Linked DNA regions of Homo sapiens: region 1 is linked to region 2. Evidence: read pairs that join two places in POLR2A ChIA-PET (ENCODE). Cell type or tissue: MCF 10A. All regions are shown on one strand. Each heading gives the region's core, and the rest is flanking DNA. Links, peaks and the distances in the headings are about the cores only.

Evidence for each region. Peaks named below come from ENCODE experiments on the same cell type or tissue, not always from the same donor. Only the 100,000 strongest peaks of a DNase experiment are listed, where the experiment ranks them.
Region 1: POLR2A ChIA-PET joins it to region 2 with 11 read pairs; 2 of 35 experiments call an interaction of 5 or more read pairs at or near these places.

The regions. Positions count from the first base shown.
Region 1 is chr12:22,228,797-22,234,180 of GRCh38, forward strand. The region is part of intron 4 of ST8SIA1 (ST8 alpha-N-acetyl-neuraminide alpha-2,8-sialyltransferase 1); the gene reads right to left. Among named protein-coding and RNA genes, the nearest start is that of ST8SIA1, 100 kb to the right of the region's middle. In MCF 10A, for the core only: no CTCF peak of the experiment used is centred there; no DNase peak of the experiment used is centred there.
Region 2 is chr12:22,280,324-22,285,707 of GRCh38, forward strand. All of the region lies in intron 2 of ST8SIA1 (ST8 alpha-N-acetyl-neuraminide alpha-2,8-sialyltransferase 1), which reads right to left. Among named protein-coding and RNA genes, the nearest start is that of ST8SIA1, 52 kb to the right of the region's middle. RefSeq lists an enhancer at 2,689-2,858. In MCF 10A, for the core only: a CTCF peak has its summit at 3,385; DNase peaks (open chromatin) are centred at 2,158 and 2,978.

The DNA.
Region 1 (5,384 bases), core at 169-5,168, 52 kb before region 2:
TGTAATCCTGGCACTTTGGGAGGCCAAGGCGGGTGGATCATGAGGTCAGGAGTTCAAGACCAGCCTGGCCAACATGGTGAAACCCCGTCTCATCTAAAAATACAAAAATTAGCTGGGCATGGTGGTGGGCATTTGTAATCCCAGCTACTCAGGAGGATGAGGCAGGAGAATCACTTGAAGCCGGGAGGCGGAGGTCGCAGTAAGCTGAGATCGCACCACTGCACTCCAGCCTGGGTGACAGAGCAAGACTCCATCTCCAAAAAAAAAAAAAAAAAAAGTAATGGGGAGCCAGTGAAGAATATTGACTCTGGATTTTAAAGACAAATCTATACTGTAAAAAAACAGGGGAGGGGTGTTGAAGGAAGATCTTAGGACACTATTTTCAGCAAGGGATTAGAACAGCCTGAACAAAGACAATGGCAGTGGAAATACTGAGACAGCAACAGAGTTCATGGATAATGTAAAAGTGATATTAACAGTGTTTGTAGATTAATAGATAGGGATGATGACAATGAGGATGTACAAGAATGACTTCAATGGCTGAGCATGGTGGCTCATGCCTGTAATCCCAAAACTTTGGGAGGCTGAGGTGGGAGGATCACTCCAGGCCAGGGATTTGAGACCAGCCTGGGCAACATAGGGAGAACTTGTCTCTACAAAAATCAAAAAATTCACTGGGCATGGTGGCATGCACCTGTAGTCCCAGCTACTTGAGAGGCCAAAGTGGGAGGATTGCTTGAGCCCAGGCGGTCGAGTCTGCAGTCAGCTGTGATGGCACCACTGCACTCCAGCCTGAGTAACAGAGCAAGACCGGGTTTCAAAAAAAAAAAAAAAAAAAAAAGAATAACTTCAAGGTTATCCACCATGATGGCTTGAAAGATGGTGCCAATAACTGTGATGATAACTACAGGATCAAGGATGGTTTGATGGGAGAAAAATTATTCACTTTAAGGACATATGAAACATGAGGTACCTGGGGATTTCTAAGTGGAGTTGGCCAGTAGACACATAGCTGTCTGAAGCACAGAAGAGATTCAAGGCCTGGGACAGGTCTGAACTAGTGGTAGTTCAACACTTGGGAACACCAACATTAAGGTAGCAGATGAAAGGAAAACCAACAAAGGAAGATAACAAGAAACAGTAAAGAGAGCTGTGTTGGGACATAGGGTGGAAAGAATATCAAGAATGCAGAAACATGTGTTAAGTGCAGCAGAGATCAAGTAATGTAAGTACCGGTAACCACTAGTTTCATTCGTCCAGGACTTTAAATCTCTGTTTCAAAATATTTATTTAACAATTGTTCAAACAAATAGTGTCAAGCTCTTACAAAATAATGCTCTTACACAAAAATCAGAAAACCTTTCCATCTAAAGGTTATGAAATCTTTGCCTTCTGGGGTTTTAGTGATATCAGGCACATGTTATGATCTAGCATATATTTGAGGAATGAAATCTCTTTTTTTCACAGAATTTGTTGCCATGACATGTAAACCATGAAAAAGGCAACCTTCTAAGAGCCTCTAGTCTTAGAGCACAGCTATAGACTCTGAATCCTGCCCTCTCTGGGGCTCTGTAATACAAAAGAGTAGAGTCTGTTTCCCATTAGTTCTCCAAAAGCCATCATTAATCTTGTGGTAGCAAGGTCAGCCCTAGGAATAACTAGCTGTATAAATGGAATGATGTAAAGAACATGAAGGATTCCTTTCCAATCCCCCGTCTAAAATCCCCTGCCCAGCCCTCACTCCCAAGACAGTCAAAGTGTCTGCAGTTTCTCCAGTTAAAGAATTATTCTATTTCTTTAAAGCATTTAGTTTCCTCAGGGTGGCTCCAGTTAAAATGTAAAACCACAGAGAGAAGTAAAACATTACCCCTTATAAACTACTAACATTTCAACAAAGATATGTTTATCAAATGACTCACTATCATCTTGAATAGAGTAGAGACTAGACATTGAGTTGAGAAGATCTGAATCACAGGGCATTGCTGGGGGACGGGGCTCTTGGAACCAAGGAACACCACATCACTGGGAATGGGAGCAAGGATACCACAATTGGGGAGGGGGTAATGGAAAGCAGCAGTCCCCAGGCTGTTGTTTCTAACCCACATTTATCTTTAATAAACATTAAGATCTCTTGGGCCACTGCCTCTGCCAATTCTGATGCACTTCCCAGGGAAAGTGAGGCCTCTTCTAAGAATCACATCTCTGCATATCCCAAAAAACTAGAAATATGTTGGTGAGCTTGATGTTTTGTAAGTTGAGTTGTGAAAATAAGTGAGCATGAGTATTTAAATATATAATTATATACTTTATAGATATAATTATACTTAATTATATATAAATATATAATAGACATAATAATACATATATAATATTATATATTTAAATACTTGTATTTGGAAAATTTAATGAATTTCCAAATGAATTAAATGAACAATGTTGCACGTGATTTTCCAAAGACCCATGTCCTGCTGGAAATGCTGACTTGACATTCCAACTGTTCCACGATCACCACCCTATCACTAACACCTTCACTCCAAAACAGGTAAGAGACTAATAATTTTATCAAATTAATTAGAATAAGCTTTTTTTTTTCTGAGCTGTGAAGAGTACCACAGGATACAATTGTAAGATGAAATGATAATTTAAAGTAGAAAAACCAGCCCATGTGGGAAGAAAATGCCTGGCTAGAATAAAGAAGCATAAGAGTTTGGGATGGCCAAGGATAAACTAATTCTTCTACTTTGTGCTAATGCAATAAGATTTTTATTTTTATTTTTGTTTATTATTTTTTTTTTGAGATGGAGTCTTGCTCTGTCACCCAGGCTAGAGTGCAGTGGTGCGATCTTGGCTCACTGCAAGCTCCGCCTCCCGGGTTCACGCCATTCTCCTGCCTCAGCCCCCCGAGTAGCTGGGACTACAGGCACCCACCACCACGCCCGGCTAATTTTTTGTATTTTTAGTAGAGACGGGGTTTCACCGTGTTAGCCAGGATGGTCTCGATCTCCTGACCTCATGATCCGCCTGCCTCAGCCTCCCAAAGAATTGCTTTATTCTTAGACTGGGTTGTTGTGGTTTTACAAATGTCAAAGTTTAAAAGACAAGAATAAGAATCTCTTACATGTGTGTTGACTAAGTTTAAAGTGCTGAGAAATGCTGCCACTTGAATTTAGCTACTGCTATGGAAAAGAATGGTTGCTAGGGTTATTCTCATAGGAACCACAAGGAGACAGGAGACCCACAGGACACCAGCAGGAAGGAACAAATCTCTTTCCCCTTTCAGCCTCCCATAGTGTCCCTCTAGTGCCCCCAGTCAGAAACTAGCTGGCAAGGGGGAAACGTGATTTGTAAAATCATGGTTTCAGCAACACAAACCAGGGTATATGAAAGTGGTTTTGCAGCTGAGAGGCAATAAGTTACTAAACAGCACAGTGGTGAGGCTGGAAGCATAAAAACTTATTGGGAGATGACTGCAATTATTCGGGAGACACATGGACCAAGGTCATGACAGTGGAGGAGGTGAATAATGGTCATAAAATACGAAAGTAGAGCCACCGTAATTTAGCAGTGGATTTAATAAAATAAGCCAAGGGGGACTCCAATTCAAGGTTTTTGAGCTGAGCAAATGAAAAATGGAGTTTCCATTTCTTTGAGATGGGGAAAATGACAGAATACACAGGTTTGCAGAAAAGGGGGAATTAGGAGTTCTGTACTGGTTATTTTAAGTTTGATATTCATATTACATATCCAAATAGATTAGCCAAGCTGGGAGTTAGGTATATGAGTCTGGAGATAAAAGAATAGGTCTCAGAGTACAAATTTAAGAGTCATCAGAGGATATACATATAGTATTTAAGCCCTGAGACTGGATAAAATCCTGTAGAAAGTGAATAAAATAGGCCGGACATGGTGGCGCATGCCTGTAATCCCAGCTACTCAGGAGGCTGAGGCAGGAGAATGGTTTGAACCCGGGAGGCGGAGGTTGCAGTGAGCCAAGATCTCGCCACTGCACTCCAGCCAGGTGACAGAGACTCTGCCTCAAAAAAATAAAAATAAAAATAAATAAAAAATAAAATGGCAAGAGAATCTAAACAGCATTGACTTGGAAACTAAGTGAAGTAAGTGGTTTAAGGAGAGAAAAATCAATGTGTCACATGTTCCCGGTGGGTCAAATAAGAGAACTAACAACTGACTACTGCAATTGGCAAAGCAGAATTAAGGCAATAACTCAAGAAAAATATCCAAAATGAAAGGACATAACCTTGCAGATTGAAAAGGTCCACTGCGTGCCAGCACAATGAATGAAATTAAGCCAATCACTAGGCGTATCACTGTGAAATTTCAAAATATGAGGCGAGGAAGACGACCAGATTAGAATGCAGGGGTAAGTAGACGTACAGGTCATACACAAAAGATCAGGAATCACAATGACATCAGTTTTCTCAGAAGCAACACTGAATCTAGGAAGAAACATTGGAGGAACATCTTCGAAATGCTAAAAGGATTTCCAAAGTAGAAATAAAATCCCAGCAAAAATATCAATCAAGTTTAAGAGTAGAGTACTGTGGTGGTGTATTTTTTTTTTTAACATTTACTGAGCATGCATTCTTTCACCTTTCATGTATTCTGTTACTGTCAGAATCTTTGAAATACAGAGTACAGAATCATAAATCACCCTTTTTTGTCTCCCCAGGAGTTTCACTCAAGTATCTCAAGTCAATAAATCCTCCTTTTCTCTTTTAAATGGTAAACTCATTATTGACCTCTTGGAATTTTCTTGTTTTCTCTTCTCTCGCAGTAAAACACGGGTAAGCTGCGATGCCAACCATAAACCCCTCCACAGTATCTCTCAAACTACTTCTCAAAAAAAAAAGGGTCCAAAGACCTAGGTTCAAGTGCCTAATCTGCCACTTAATAGCTGATTGAAGCAAATCACCTAACTTGTCTGTCACAAAAGTTTTCACTGAAAAATCAGGATAATGCTAATACATGCATTACTTACCTCTCAGCGTATCAGTTCTATGTGCCTCATGGTTGTGCAGTGCTTAGTATTTTCTTTTATGTGCCATGCTTCCTCCAAATATTCCCTGTTTTATTTTCTATCTAATCATTTGTATTTCAGAGGAATTGGCAGATTTTTTTGTTTAAAACAAATTATATTTTATCAAATATAATATATTATTTGGCTGGGTGCAGTGGCTCACGACTTTAATCCCAACACTTTGAGAGGCCAAGGTGGGCGGATCACTTCAGGTCAGGAGTTCGACACCAGTCTGGCCAACATGGTGAAACCCTGTCTCTACTAAAAATGCAAAAGTTAGCTGGGCGTGGTGGTGGGTGCCTGTAATTCCAGCTACTCGGGAGGCTGAGGTAGGAGAATCACTTGA
Region 2 (5,384 bases), core at 216-5,215:
ACCAGGTTCTCCTGCAGGGAAACACCCTGTCATGTCACCACACCTAAGAAGAAAATGTTATATGGAACAGTAACACCTCCTAAGAAAAGCTATCACTCCCGTCAGGCCTACGGGATGAGATGTGACTCAGTGGTAATTGGTGTCATGAATTCTTTTCAATTATTCCCAGGAAGCTAGAATCCTGAGCCATAATCGGTCTTTGTATGAAATTTTACACATTGTCAAGTAATTTAGAAAGATCTACACCATGGCAAGATAGAGCATTCCTTTATTTTTCATTTTGTTCTCAACCATAGACAACCTGCAAATTTTCATTAAAGAAAGGTCTTAATTTTCAATTATTTCTAAATTTGAAAAACAAGACATCTTAAAGTTCCCATCAGCTATTCTTCTGAGCAACTCCATTGCACTACCTCACTTCTAATCGATTGTTTTCCTTTCCCTATGAAGATAACAGATATTTGGACATCCAGTGATGATCCATTTTCCTGCTCTTCTCAGTTACACAGCAATTTGAAGAACAGTGGATATCAATTCATTGTTCAGATCACAATCTTAATTCACTAGAAGTTAATGATTTATTTCACCTTGCTCTTTTACTTTACTGTAATTATTATCCAAATATAATGAAACAAAGACTGTAACATTCTCTGTTACTACTTTATGTTTCCCGAAATCCCAGCTTCAACACCTTTATTTCTTTTCACTGTCCTGTAAAATTGATTTCACCCTTTTTTTAGTGGTGTTTTAGTTTTTGTTTTGCTTCATGGGTTCCTGGCATTACCCAAATGCCAAGGCAATGCTAAAGTCCGTAAACACTTTGAGAGAAAATAACAGTAATAATATTATCATATGTTTTTATGGTGCATTCATTACAAAGCACTTTTAAACCCATTATCTCATTTTAACTTTGTTACTCATAATAATGATACTGAAATATAAAGACCAGGTATTATTTGTCCCAATGTGCAAATTATAAAATTCATGCTGAGAATGGTTCCATGACTTGTCTGGGATCATAAGCGTCATCATAGAAAGGCCAGGCTTAGGATCCAGATTTTTAGACTGCATACCCTAAACAGTACTCTAGTGTTAGCATTAGGCCAAGAATGGCAGGGCCAATTACCTTAATTATTCAATAGTAGTGGAACCATGTTCTAGATTCCTATAACAAAGAAGCAATGCAAGGTTTCCCCTTTATAAAACTCAAAATAATGTAAATGCTCTTATTTCTCCTTTCAACAGGGGATACCGGGGAGCTCAAAGCCAAAAAGAGACTAGAGTATTGTATGGGAAACTATGGTGTTGTATAGGATTCCATATCCTGTATAGCTACACTCTACTTTTTCTCCCAAAAAGCTGCAAAAGAAATTTCTTGGCCAGGTGTAGTGGTTCATGCCTGCAATTTCAGCATTTTAGGAGGCCAAGATGGGTGGATTAGTTGAGCCCAGCATTCCTAGACCAGCCTGGTCAACATAACAAAACCTTGTCTCTACAAAAAAAAAAAAAAAAATACAATAAAAAAAATACAAAGATTAGCCGGGTGTGGTAGCACACGCCTATAATCCCAGCTACTTGGGAGGTGGAGGTGGGAGGATCACTTGAGCCCAGAAGGTGGAGGCTTGCAGTGAGCCATGATCGTGCCACTGCATTTTTAGTTTATCAAACAGAGCAAGACCCTGTCTCAAAATAAAATAAAATAAAAATAAATTTAAAAAATGAAATTTCTCCATTTCTTATAAAGGTATTCTTAGAAGTGAAAAACCTTAAAACAGTTTCAAGGTGACTGAGTGATAAGAATGAACTAATCCACTAGAATCCATGTCTTCTAAGGAAATAAACCATAGAGTAAACACTAATACCTTTGAAATCAGACAGGCCAGGTTTCACATCCCAGCCCTTCCACCTACCAGCTCTGGGACCCTCAATAAGGTATTTAACCCCTCTCAGTCTTAGCTTCATCCATGAAATGGAGGCAATAATAACAGCCACACAGAGTCGCTGTAAGGGCTGAGCGAGATAACATGTGAAGAAACTGAGGCAGCCCGTATAGTTGACAAACGCAAGGCATTTGCCTAAAGCTGGAAAACTGAACTTCCCAGGCTTTCTTGCAGTTAGACATGCCCATGTGACTCATTCCTGATTAATGATACATGAGCAGGAATCTGTCCAGCTTTCCTCTTCTGTTTACTCCTTCTTTTTGCTGGGATCCTGAACCGAAACTGCGAAGTTCCTTGGCCATCAGCTAAGGAGGTTTGAGTAGGAAGACAGGGGTCTGGGAGCTTGATGGCACACTATGTAGCCATCACTGAGCCCTAAACTACCTACCCTCTAATTCTTTATTGCTTGAGATAAATAAGCAATTATTTGGTTCTGCCCCCCATCAGGTTTCTGTTATAAAGCAGCCAGATGGAAGCCTAACAATAGAACCTAACAAAAGTCCAGCAAAGATCCATCCCCACCAGACATTAGACCCCTTAGTTTCCTTCCAGCCAAAAAGATATATGTCACGGGAAATGATTACAATAATATGAATAAGTGGAAAAAACTACCAAATTCTGTAGATTATGTAGTATAGTCCAAATTTTATTAAAAGAAAAAAAAATTGCTGTGAAACTCAGGGATATCCGGGAGCTCAGAGAATTCTATTAAGCACACTACTGTGAAGGAAAAAAAATGTGTATTTTCATTTTAACAAGGCTATTTTGACAAACTACTCCAAAATATCCTGCTGGGTTTCCCACAGGCCAAGAACGCTGCAGGTCCAGGCTCAGTGGAACATGACAGGAGCCTACAGCCAACCTAGGAAGCTGGAAATGAGTGTCTATGTGGGGTGCATTAAGGATGTTTTGTGATGCTTTACATATGGCCCTGGGTGAACGTGCTGAGGAGAAATGTAATTTATATCACAATGTAAGAGAATGGACAGCCAACCGTGTTTTTATAATACCAAAAGGAAATATTTTTCAGATTGTATCAGCACAGTTGTGGTTTCTAACATTCCTGCTACTGCCTCACTCATTTCCATGGAAATTTGTGTCCTTCCTTGGCAAGATATCTTAGGTCAAAATAGGGTTCATTCAATAATTCCTGTAAACACTGGACCATGCAGGCTTAAAAGGGGCAGTTCCTGGCTAAGCAGGAAAGAGCTGGTCCCAACCCAGGGGATTGGGAGCAGCTATTCTCAAAGTGGGAAGGCTGATACCATCACACCGTCCTCCCCAAATACAAACACGCACACATACATCGCATGTTTTAAAAATCCTGTGTGAAGGTTAAAAATTCTGCCCTTCATGCCTAATAATATTCAACAAATATTTCACCAAAATACATTTATAGAGCCCTTTGGAAACAGCTACCTCTGAATTTCCTGCTTGGTTTCCTATAGTTCAAGCAAGGGTACTGCAGGGGTCCAGCCCAAGTGAGACACAGACAGGAACGCCCTTGACAGACATGAGTGGTTGGGAATGACTATTTATACTGAGTGGGAAGCACTGCAGTGGGCACAAAAGGGAAAACCCTCTTGTTCTCAAGAGCTCACAAGATGGTACTGAGATAGCAGATAAGGACTTTTAGAACACAGAACACTGTCATATGGAGATATGAAGTTATGTACACCGCATTATGTGGCAGAATTGAATAAATTTGAACAGAAAGTTACAGAAAGTTGTGGAAGGTTCAAATAGCATAGAACTAACTAACTAAAAGGAGTTTGATGTGGCATCTCAATTCACAGACATTTCAATAGTTACCTCCTGAGGATACACTGCCCCAGCCATTATAGGACCTGTTGCCATTCCCTAATGTACCAGAGCATCTCCCTTCTTACACTGCATCTTTGTACCAACGACAAAAAAACAAAAGTAGGCAAACGAATAACATTGATAATGATGGCTAACATATACGGAGTATTTAAGGGGCAAGTGTAAAGGTACAGACATGGAATCGAAGTTAGAAATGAGTGACTTAGCATTATTTCACTGAAACTCTGGGAAAGGAGTGAAGCTTTGTTCATGCTGAAAACGCTGAGCCTGGCCCACTCACCTGCATTTCTACCTCACCTGCACACGCTATTTTCTTCCCACTGGGAACATAAATGAAGCGTATCAATTAACTGGCAACCCTTTTTGGCTGATAACAAACTAGAAACATTTTGCTAAGAAATAATAATGGATGAGAGCAGAGGGAAAATACCATTTTTTCCAGTGATGCAAACTGGTTTACCAAGATTTCTATGAATTAATTAGTCATTTCAGATTCTTAGCAGGAAAATACATACATATGCAATTAAAAAAAATCTACTCATTGAATTGGTTCTGCCTTTTGCAATGGCTGTGCCCATACACAATGATGTCATGACTTCTGATTCCCAAGAAAAAAGTATTCTTCCTTTATTATTCAAGGATGTTTCCTTGGTCTTGCAACTGGCACAAAGAGGCACAGAATTCATTTGCACAGACTTTACAAAGTAAATGTTTCTTATAACCCTATTGCTGCAACCGATAGATAATATAGGAGGCTAGTTTATATTTCTTTAATCATCCTTTTAAATCTATTTTCTAATACAAAGTTAGAATTCATTTGGTAAAACTAAAAGTCCTCATCTATAAAAAAAAGCTACTTTGGATTTCATTTAAAATGTTTCTATGTGAGGAGCTGTTAAAGGAGATTGCTTCCTTATCTCTTCCTCATGCCACAACTAGTTTGTAGCAGTTTTCATACATAGAATATCCTGTGGATTGGCTTGCTTAACCTCTGTACCACTCTCTTTCCAGCTTCCTGCTGAAGCATGACAGTTAAAAACTGCCTTTCCTGGACTTCTTCGCAACTAGTGTTCTGGATGCAAATCATTTCTCCATTAGAAGCATTTGAGGAAGATTTGAAATGAGGAGGAGAATTGGAACTCATATTCTTTCCCCTATTTCTAACAGAAGCAGTTGTGGCCACACTAACAGCAATGCCAAGTTGGGGCTTCCCAGTCCCTAGACCACAGTTACAGTAGTAGGTTCTTGTACTCAGTAATTCTAGGAACCACCCTTTGGCTCCCATTTCTCCATTCTTCCAATGATTTTTTTAAATGCCAAATTCCCTATATGAAATATCTTTCTGCTAAAAGTACCTAAAGAGATTTCTGTACCTTGCCTAAACCCTCACCAATACAATTCTGCTTTTCATGCCTCAGCCTCAAGATACTAAGTATGAATCAGCACATTAATACCAAACATATAATGCTTTGTATTTATAAAGTACATTTATTATGTTTTACAGTCGGGCGCGGTGGCTCACGCCTGTAATCCCAGCACTTTGGGAGGCCGAGGTGGGCAGATCACTTGAGGTCCGGAGTTCGAGACCAGCCTGGCCAGCACGGTGAAACATGGTCTCTA